2 separate regions of the Homo sapiens genome follow, and region 2 is linked to region 1. A link is a loop called in an ENCODE intact Hi-C map of the cell type or tissue named here. Cell type or tissue: psoas muscle. All regions are shown on one strand. Links, peaks and the distances in the headings refer to the core of each region. The heading gives the core; the rest is flanking DNA.

Region 1 (5,379 bases), core at 247-5,246:
CAGACTAATCCTGATAGAGAATGTTGAGTATTCATTTTAGCAGCCAAAATAGTGCCATTATGTGGCAGTGGCCTATACCATTTACAAATCTTGGCAGCATTGAAGTTTTGCAAATGCTGGAGGGACTGAATTTGTAGTGATGTGTAGAATTTACAAATTTGCACATAAAGTTTAATATTTTTATGTTCCACATTGACAAAGGTGCACAAACTGTCACTGAGCCGTCACCTGGCCTGGTTCCTTCCCTCTGCCCCCCAAGATATGTGCTTACAAGTGTTCAGGTTGTTCTTGACGTGTTCTCAGGTGATGCTTGCCGACAGGAAGGGCACAGAAGAACTGTATGCAATCAAAATCCTGAAGAAGGATGTGGTGATTCAGGATGATGACGTGGAGTGCACCATGGTAGAAAAGCGAGTCTTGGCCCTGCTTGACAAACCCCCGTTCTTGACGCAGCTGCACTCCTGCTTCCAGACAGTGGTAAGGACCCTGGGAATCCCTGCGATGCAGTACCCAGCTCTCAGAGCTACGCCTCAGCCCAAAGCTTCTTAGCATCCTTGTTCCTTTGGAGAAGGCTGGAGAAAGGTGTGTTGTGATGTCAAGCAGAGGTGACTGGGGACCACCTCCCACCTCTCTCACTGGTAGATTTGGGGCATGCCTTCTCTGTGATGTCCTCTGCTTGGCATTCATGCCATTTAATTCGGCAAACATTTCTTTTTCTTTTTCTTTCTTTCTTTCTTTTTTTTTTTTTTTTTTGAGACAGGATCTCACTCTCTCGCCCAGGCTAGAGTGCAGTGGCACAGTCACGGCCCACTGCAGTCTCAAGTAGTTGAGACCACAGATGTACCCCACCACACTCAGCTAATTTTTGTATTTTTAGTAGAGACGGGGGTTTCACCATGTTTCCCAGGCTGGTCTTAAACTCCTGAGCTCAAACGATCCCCCTACGTTGGCCTCCTAAAGTGCTGGGACTACAGGTGTGAGCCACTGTGCCTGGCCTTAATTCAGCAAACATTTCCATGAAAGGTTTTCTTCATGCCTGGTACTGTGCTCAGACTTTGGGATACAAAAACAAACAAACAAAAAAACTCACAGTCTTGGCTTTTTTTTTTTGAGACGGAGTCACTCTCTCTTCCCCAGGCTGGAGTGCAATGGTGCGATCTCTGCTCAATGCAACCTCCACCTCCCAGGCTCAAGGGATTCTCCTGCCTCAGCCTCTCGAGTAGCTGGGATTACAGGCCGCTGCCACCACGCCCGGCTAATTTTTGTATTTTTAGTAGAGATGGGGTTTCACCATGTTGGCCAGGCCGGTCTTGAACTTCTGACCTCAGGTGATCCACCCGCCTCGGCCTCCCAAAGTGCTGGGATTACAGGCATGAGCCACCGCACCTGGCCACAGTCTTGGCTTTTTAAGACCACTGGTTCCACTGCCAAACATGGCATTGGAGCATAAGGAGACTTGATTTTGTAAAAGAGCATGTTCTTGTTCAATGCCACACAACAGGGACTGGCAAACTGTGGCCTATTCTCTATGGCTTGTGAGTTTAGGAAAGGTCACAACAAGGAAATCCAAAGAGTCATATATCGTGACACGTGAAAATTAGGTCAAATTTTAAATTTCAGCATCCATAAACAGCTGTTTTGGGACATCACCACACTCCTTCGTGTACCTGTCATCTACAGCTGCTTTTGCACCATGAAGGCAGAGTTGAGTTGCTGCAAGAGACACTCACAGCCTAAAATATTAATACATACTGTCTGGCCCTTTGTGGAAAAAGTTTGCTGAGCTCTGTCGTAAAGTAAAACTAAACAGAGGACAAAAAAGGACATTCCAAAGCACTAATCAGTCCGTTGCAGGGCTTGCAAGTGGCCTACAAGAAACAGACATGGCCGGGCGCGGTGGCTCACGCCTGTAATCCCAGCACTGTGGGAGGCCAAGGCGGGCAGATCACGAGATCAGGAGATCGAGACCATCCTGGCTAACACGGTGAAACCCCGTCTCTACTAAATATACAAAAAAAAAAAAAAAAATTAGCCGGGCGTGGTGGCGGGCGCCTGTAGTCCCAGCTACTCGGGAGGCTGAGGCAGGAGAATGGCGTGAACCCGGGAGGTGGAGCTTGCAGTGAGCCGAGATGGCGCCACTGCACTCCAGCCTGGGCAACAGAGCAAGACTCTGTCTTAAAAAGAAAAAAAAGAAACATAGATGTTTAGATGCCACCATAGTGAGACGTTGCCAAAGCTGGTCTTTCCACTCCTCAGAGGCTGCCCATTTAAAATATGACTCCATAATCAGTAGCTGTAATTGATGCGATTATTACTATTTTCAACTGCCCATTGATCAGAGATTGACTTTCTGTCTTATGCCTCTTTGAAAACTCTTGGGAGGAACCTCTCAGTGCTTTTGTGTTTTAGAATCTCAAAATGGCTTTGCAGCCACCCGGAGCCTCTGGGTGTGTAGCAGTGGCCGCGGAGTCAGGCGCCGGCCACTACGTGTCAGCCTAGCGCTGGCGGCACGTTGAGCTTCCTGCTCCCAGCCGTTCCCACTGACTCTGAATCAAGTCACGCCAGGGAGAGATGAGAGCAGCATGCTCGGAAGAGACAACCACAGCTCTGAATCCCAGCCCAGAGCCTGTAACCCTGGTTACCCTGATTAAGCTCTGGAAAGCTACAAAACAAAGAAATGAAGATGAAATTAAAGTTCATAACAGGAAAGCTAGAGACTGGGGCTCCCAGGGTTGCTTCCTGGCTATTAGCACCAGCTTCATCATTTTTTTCTCCCTGTGCAGCACTTTAATGTTTAATATCCTCTGTGAAATGGGGATGTTTTCTAGCAGAGAGCAGAGGTCATTATTTCACTGTTAAACCCCTCCATCTTCCTATCTGTCCCAGCATAATGTCCTCAGGAATATGCAGATTTATTTGGGTCTATGATACATGCCCATCATGGGGCCAACACTTAGCCTACCAGTGACAGAGAAAATAGAAAAACAGTGTTTGGGCATATTACAGATGCAAAAGAACATTTGATTAGCATCTCCATCTAGAGTCCCCTGTCCCATGTCCAGTAAATATATTGAGCATGTGTAATCCTAAGCCTGAGAGATGTGTTTTCAGGAGTATCCATTTAAACACGATACTACATTAGTATGGCACGCCTCCCAGACACTGCAAACCAGCCTTTAAACATTTGGACCATGGAGAAGCACTAGTTAAAATGAAATAATTGCCTTATGTGGATTCCTCACACCATCCCTTACTTAGAAATTTATTATATGTATAGGAAGATAGGGAAGAATGTTCAAGGCCGTTACTATAATAGCATATGTAACAGGAAGGCACGTTGATGGAGAGCCATTATTTCAGGGTTATGTAATGACTTTATACTTCCCAAGGCCCTCATGCAGTAGGGTTTATTACTTATTCTTTCTTTGGAAAAAAATGTGAAAGAGCTCTAAACTGAGCACATCTGCCCATGCAGTCCCCATTTAACTAATGAGAAAGCAAAACACAACCTGTGAAGAGCAAAGGAAGCCACTTGGCTGGGGAGGAGCCCTGCTCATGTGTTGAACCTTGGTCTGCAGGATCGGCTGTACTTCGTCATGGAATATGTCAACGGTGGGGACCTCATGTACCACATTCAGCAAGTAGGAAAATTTAAGGAACCACAAGCAGTGTGAGTATTATTTTTTAAGTCCTTTAATTTGAACAACCAAGTCCTACCAACTGGAAACTTCCTTTTTTCCCCCCCGCTTGAGATTGGGGGTCTCACTCTGTCACTCAGGCTTTGCCTCCCAGGCTCGGGTGATTCTCCCACCTCAGCCTCCTGAGTAGCTGGGACTACAGGCACACACCACCATGCCTGGCTAATTTTCTGTTTTTGGTAGAGATGGGGTTTCACCATCTTGCCCAGGCTGGTCCCGAACTCCTGAGCTCAAGCTGTCTGCCCACCTCGGCCTCCCAAAGTGCGGGGATTACAGGCGTGAGTGAGCCACCATGCCCAGCCCCAACTGGGAACTTCTGCTGGGTGAAATGGGAAAGTGGGATTCTGCCCAGTTTTAGGTTGAATGTTATAAACCTAAACATGGGAGGCGGAGGGCAGATATACTGGTAGGATCCATCTAAGATGGTTCCTAAGGAGCAGTTTATTCTATTTCCAGTATTTCCAATAAACTGGAGATGTTGCCATATCCCATCATCACCCAGGTCCACCCTTGTTGATGGAGTTATTCTTATCTGTTGAACAAATGGTTATCACACACCTGCTCTGCACCAGGCACTGGGGTTGCGAAAGGAACGAGGTGCTCCCTTTCCAGAGGGAGTTTACACTCCACCCTGGAGGTGGAGAAGTCACCTAACAATTAATAGTGCGTTGCTGTAACTTTAGAGACTTGCGCAGGATACCAGGATAACACGTAAGCCCCTAAAAATCGGGGAGAGGGAAGTGCAACCCCACGAAATGACCGGCTCAGAGGTGGGGGAAGAGCCTTCCAGGAAGAGATGTGAACAGAGGCAGAAGCAAGTCCAGGGAAGCAGCCTTGCAGCTCAGCAGGTGTGGGAGATGCTGTGAGATTATTTGAGGGGCGGGGGAAGGGGGGAACGTGGTAGGTGGGGCTCTGGGTGAAGAGCCTGGTAAGGAGCCTGGCTGTGGAGGAGGGAAGAGGGAAGGCACTGCAGTGGGGCTTGCACCATCAGATTCAGTTTTTGCAGAGCTCTCTGGGGGAAGAAGGAAGCATGAAAGGAAATGGTAGAGGCTGGTGCAGGCGCTGGTGAGACCCTTTATAGATAAGAAGGAATGGAGCTGTAGTTAGGGCTAGACCTTGGAGCCAAAGAGGAATAAGTGTCTTTGAAAAACACCCTGGAGGAAGAAAAGCAGAACTTATTGACTATGGAGGAGAGAAGAGATAAACCTCTTCCAGTGAGACCCCATTTCAGGCTTGGGTCGGGGCAGCCACCAAGGAGGAGGTGGTTTGAGGGGGGAGATTCATGAGCTCAGTTAAGAACGTTTTATTGGAACGCACCTGCATGATGGGATGCGGGAGTCGGCAGCACAGGAGGAAGACGTGGGCTCCAGGTGAAGATGAGAGATTCATCTGAGGGGTGTGGGGAGCTGGAACTTTGGTGCTGGAAAACATCATCTCACCTCTCAGGGGCCAGGAAGTCTCAGGAAACACCAGTGGAGCAAGCCTAAACAAAGGGCGAGTTTAGTTCCGCAGTGAGGAAACCTCGGGGGCATGTACCCTGATGAATGAAGTCAGCACCTGTTAATAGGATTCTGGCTGCTGTGCCATCTAAGAGACACATTGGAAGAATTTTTGGCCTGCGAGGGATTATGCACCCTAGGGAAGATTAACTGAAGGCAGAATAGGGAAATCTTTGGTTGCA
Region 2 (5,379 bases), core at 87-5,086, 87 kb after region 1:
ACCCAAAGCAGCTGTAGGGTCACCCAGCAAGCTGCCTCACTGCTTCTGGTAAGAGCCCTGCCACCTGCCCAACCTCCCCTCACCTTTTGGGAGATGCCCATCCCCTTCTCTAAGCTTGTGACTCTGATATCATATCTATTTCAGGGCCTCTCAACCTCGACATTGCTGACATTTGAGGCTGCATTATTCTTTATTGTGAGGGGCTGTCCCATGCCTTGTAGAATACTTAACAGCATCCCTGGCCTCTACCCACTAGATGCCAGTGATAATTCTTCCCACAGTGCCTCTGGACATTGGGCAAATGTCCCCTGGGGAGCAAATAGCTCTAATCCCATCCTTCTGGCCCAGGTGTGCCTCTGGGTTAAAGCTTCCCTGGACAGTTAATGGCTTTCTAATCTTGGGGCCTAGAGAGACTGAGTCACAAGGCAGGGCAGGAGGCCACCTATGAGAATGGGCAAAATGGGGCTGTGGAGAACCCCTCAAGAAGGGGGAGAAATATGTTCTTTTTTTCCCCAAGGTTGTTTCTAGAATCCCTGCTATGACATGCAGGGGCTGGTGTCTCCATAGGAGACCATCCAAGCCTCCCAACCAAATGACCTCCATGCCCCTGGAGAACCAAGCGGGGGTACAGTCCAGAAACATGTTGCACCTGCAGTGGGAAGATTGTAGCTGGGTCACCCCCACCCCACTGGGACATGCCAGGCACATTGAATGAATGAATTCCAGTTTAGTCTTAAACTCACTGATGGACTCTGTGTGAGTGCATTTAATTTCTCTGATTTTTAATTTGCTCACTGGAACAACAAAGAAAAGATTGCTGATCTGCCTTACATGGGTGCAGGGTGAAATGACCTCCTCCAGCCCATTCTCTCAGAGGCCATTTAGGAGATCCAGAAGCATCTATTGGCGGATGGCCACTGCTGGTTACTGCGGGGTCTTTGTAAGGAAAGTGAGGCCTGGAGGGAGAGGGCCACTCCATGAGTACAATAGGGACTAACCTGCTGTTTCACCAGGAGCATGGTAAGAGTAGCAAGTCTCAGTCCTCATGTGACACCAGACCATAATGTCCTTGGAAGAAAATTAGGACTTGGTGGAGTGAGACACTTTGCTCTTAAGTAACTAAAAAAGGGGTGAGGGTCTGTGTCTTTCACTAGCAGGGAAATTCGTCAGGATTCAGAGCCAGGGGAGATGTTTTCCCATATCAATAGGGCCATACCCCCATGCCCGCTTGCTTTGAAGCCAGCAGATAGATGTGTAGGCAGAAAAAAGTCTCAGTTAACATCTAGCCCAGTGGTTTTCACCCACTGGTAACTCTGGCAATTACCAACCTTGGCAACATCTGGAGATATTTTTGGTTGTCACAGTTGGGAAAGGGGTACTACTGGTATCTAGAGGGACAGGGGCCAGAGAGGCTGCTAACCATCCTGCAGTGAACAGGGCAGCACCACGACCCCCATCCTGTCCCGCCCCCATCAATGATACATCAATAGTTTTAAGGTTGAGCTGGGTGTGGCTCATGCCTGTAATCCCAGCACTTTGAGAGACTGAGGCAGGCAGATTGCTTGAGGCCAGGAGCTTGAGACCAGCCTGGGCAACATGGTGAAACCCCATCTCTACTAAAAATACAAAAAAATTAGCTGGGTGTGGTGATGCATGCCTGTAGTCCCAGCTACTCAAGAGGCTGAGGTGGGAAAATCACCTGAGCCCAGGGGGTCAAGGCTGCAGTGAGCCAAGATTGTGTTGCTGCACTCTAGCCTGAGTGTCAGAGTGAGACCTTGTCAAAAAAAAAAAAAAAAATGTCTTGAGGTTGAGAAACCATGATAAGACTGGGACACTAGGGTTTGTCCTCCATCCCCGGGAATCCCATGGGGAAAGCTGGGGGTCTCCACCCTCCCCCCACCCATGGGAATAGAGGCAGGGGTTAGAGGTCGTATCTCCCGCTCCTCTGAGGTTGTCTTGAGCCATCAGTGGAAGAATTGCTTGACCCCATTGCAGAGTCCAGCACTCATGAGGTCTAGGGAAGACACCGAATGGTCCTGACCCAGGCCAGGAACTTTTGACTATGGCCACAGGGGCTGGCACTGGGCAATGCCTACAGACTCACAGAAGACACCTGACCAGGTGAGATCTAAGCTAGTATCCCCCATCCTCCCTTTCTGGGTAGGGTGGCACCTCCCTTCTTCCCCCCGGGGGGGCCACAGAGGGGCCCCAGCATGCCCAGGTGACTCATTACCAGGTTCATCAACAGCACCCAGAAAACGTTCTTCCTTTACTATTCCCTCCCTGCATCTCCTGTGATTACACACTACCAACACCTGCTCCCAGGACGGAGCCTGGCACTTTAGCAGACAACTGTGAATGATCTAGAAACACGACCCTCCCCGCAGGGATTTAGAATTGGATATGCACTAAAACTCAAATTATAACAGGAATCATTTGCTACTTTGGGCCAGGCCTTGTGCTGCACACTTTGAATACAGCATCTCCCTCCTTCTCTCAATAGCCTCTCAAGGTGGGTATTATAAGCATTATGCCCACTTTTCAAATGATGAGTCCAAAACTTACAAGGATTAAGTAACTTACCAAAGGTTCTTGGCTACAGTGGCAGACAAAGATGAGATGCAACCTGAGACCCAGCTGACTCCAAGGCACATGCTCCTAATCCTTGGTGAGCCTCCGCTGGGACTGCTCCATCAGTGAGTTCCAGGTAGGCAGAGGCGCTGCTTCCCAGTGACTGAAGCTCCTGAACTCATCCCTCTGGCTGCAAGCAGCGTTGCCCTCTCAACTCGGGGGCCCTCCATAACTGTCATTGTCTTGAACAAGAGCAGGATCACAGCCTGTGCTAAACTTTCTCCTATAAAAGCAAACTCTGACAGGAAATTTTAGGCACTTCCCAGTAGATGGTGGTGGCTGAGGAGCTGGGAATCTTTTCTACCACACTGTGGGAGCAGAATCTCTGGTCTTCATAAGTGATGGCTGAGCGATGTGTCAACCTTCATTGAGGCTTCCAGAAGCTAGAGGCTTCCAGATAACTGGAGCCAGGCCCGTTTTCTTTTATTTATTTATTTATTTATTATTTATTTATTTATTTATTATTATACTTTAAGTTTTAGGGTACATGTGCACAATGTGCAGGTTAGTTACATATGTATACATGTGACATGCTGGTGCGCTGCACCCACTAACTCGTCATCTAGCATTAGGTATATCTCCCAATGCTATCCCTCCCCACTTCCGCCACCCCACAACAGTCCCCAGAGTGTGATGTTCCCCTTCCTGTGTCCATGTGTTCTCATTGTTCAATTCCCACCTATGAGTGAGAATATGTGGTGTTTGGTTTTTTGTTCTTGCGATAGTTTACTGAGAATGATGATTTCCAATTTCATCCATGTCCCTACAAAGGACATGAACTCATCATTTTTATGGCTGCATAGTATTCCATGGTGTACATGTGCCACATTTTCTTAATCCAGTCTATCATTGTTGGACATTTGGGTTGGTTCCAAGTCTTTGCTATTGTGAATAATGCTGCAATAAACATACGTGTGCATGTGTCTTTATAGCAGCATGATTTATAGTCCTTTGGGTATATGCTCAGTAATGGGATGGCTGGGTCAAATGGTATTTCTAGTTCTAGATCCCTGAGGAATGGCCACACTGACTTCCACAATGGTTGAACTAGTTTACAGTCCCACCAACAGTGTAAAAGTGTTCCTATTTCTCCACATCCTCTCCAGCACTTGTTGTTTCCTGACTTTTTAATGATTGCCATTCTAACTGGTGTGACAGGCCCGTTTTCTAAGAGGCCTATTTGCCGTGCCCAGGTGGAGTCCCACTTCCTATAACCAAGCTCAGATGAATCCTACATAGCTTTGCTGGTTCCAGAAAGGCAGCTGGAGCCTGTGGCAAAGCAACATTGCTTGGATTTCAGCAGCGGGTGTTTCCTACCTGGGGGCTCACCATCCCTTGCCATTTCCTCAGGAGGCTTGCACAAAACCAGTGTCATAGGCTCCATACCCACTAGGATGGCTAGAGTCTCAACAACCAACCAAACAAGGAAAATAACAAGTATTGATGAGGATGTGCAGACACTGGAACCTTCCTACATAATTGGCGGGATGCAGTCACTATGGTCAACAGCCTTTCCATTCCTCTAAAAGTTAAACATGGGGCTACCATATGACCTAGCAATTCCACTCCAACATATATACCCAAGAGAAGTACAAACGGGTGTTCAAACAAGTACATGTACACCAATGTTCCCAGCAGCACTATTCACAATAGCCAAAAGGTGGAACAACTCAAATGTTCATCAGTGTATGAATGGATAAACAAATTGTGACACACACACACACACACACACGAATATTACTCGATCAGAAAAAAGGGACAAAGTCCTGATGCATGCTTCAATGTGAATGAACCTCCGAAACTTATGCTAAGTAAAAGAAGCCAGATACAAAGGGTTATGTATGAAGCCATCCTCCTTACATGAAATATTCAGAATAATCAACTCCACAGACACAGGAAGCAAATTGGTGGTTGCCGGCGGGGGACAATGGGGAATAACGGCTTAAAGAGCATGGATTTCCTTTTGGGGTAATTAAAGTGTTTTGGAACTAGATAGAGATGGTAGTTGCATAACACTGTGAATGTACTAAATGCCACTGAGTTGCTCAATTTAAAAGGTTAATTTTATGTTATGAATTCATGATTTTATCTCAATACAATTTGTTTCTTAATTAAAAAAAATTAGCATCATAGTTACACCAGCCTGGGCAGGCGGCTGGACGGGTGCATTCTAAAAGTATTGTATTCTTCCTTAAGCTCTACAGGACAGCTGTACCGGTTGCTTTAGTAAACAACATTTGCCCCTTCTTCCAATAGCTGTCTCCAAGTTTCTCCTGAGGACCTGTTCCCATCACACTTTCCAGTCCAGACGCCAGTGATCTGAGTCCATTCATTCACTTTCCTGGTTTTCTGTCACTTGCCATCGAAACAGTCCTGACTGATACAGCCATCTTCAATGTTTCCGTGGAGCATACCCTAGTTTTTGTTTAATTTCAAGAGGCCATTGAGAGATGTTCAAGTTGCAATGTGAAAATTCTAGCTTCCAAACCTCTACTTCAATCTGGACAGAAAATTTCAAGTTTCAAGTTACATTTAAAATGTTTTCTATGATGGTGATAATGTCCATGTACTTAAAGCCAATAAACTACACACTTTAAAAATGGTTACAAAGGTAAATTTTACGTTCTGCATATTTTAACACAGTATAAAAAATAATAATAAATGTTATTTTTTCTGACTATATGATCATGGTAAAAAAAAAACCTTGAGCCATATAGGAAAGTATGAAGAAGAATATAATTATCACCC

Evidence for each region. Peaks named below come from ENCODE experiments on the same cell type or tissue, not always from the same donor. Only the 100,000 strongest peaks of a DNase experiment are listed, where the experiment ranks them.
Region 2: a loop joins it to region 1, with 1.8 times the contacts of the local background. A loop is called at or near these places in 2 of 110 quality-filtered maps.

Annotation. Positions count from the first base shown.
Region 1 is chr17:66,735,186-66,740,564 of GRCh38, forward strand. It overlaps PRKCA (protein kinase C alpha), which reads left to right. Exons shown (of 17, transcript NM_002737.3): 10 at 304-477; 11 at 3,579-3,670. Among named protein-coding and RNA genes, the nearest start is that of MIR634, 49 kb to the right of the region's middle. In psoas muscle, for the core only: no CTCF peak of the experiment used is centred there; a DNase peak (open chromatin) is centred at 2,506.
Region 2 is chr17:66,822,520-66,827,898 of GRCh38, forward strand. No RefSeq gene overlaps it. Among named protein-coding and RNA genes, the nearest start is that of CACNG5, 9.9 kb to the right of the region's middle. In psoas muscle, for the core only: no CTCF peak of the experiment used is centred there; no DNase peak of the experiment used is centred there; H3K27me3 peaks cover 801 bases.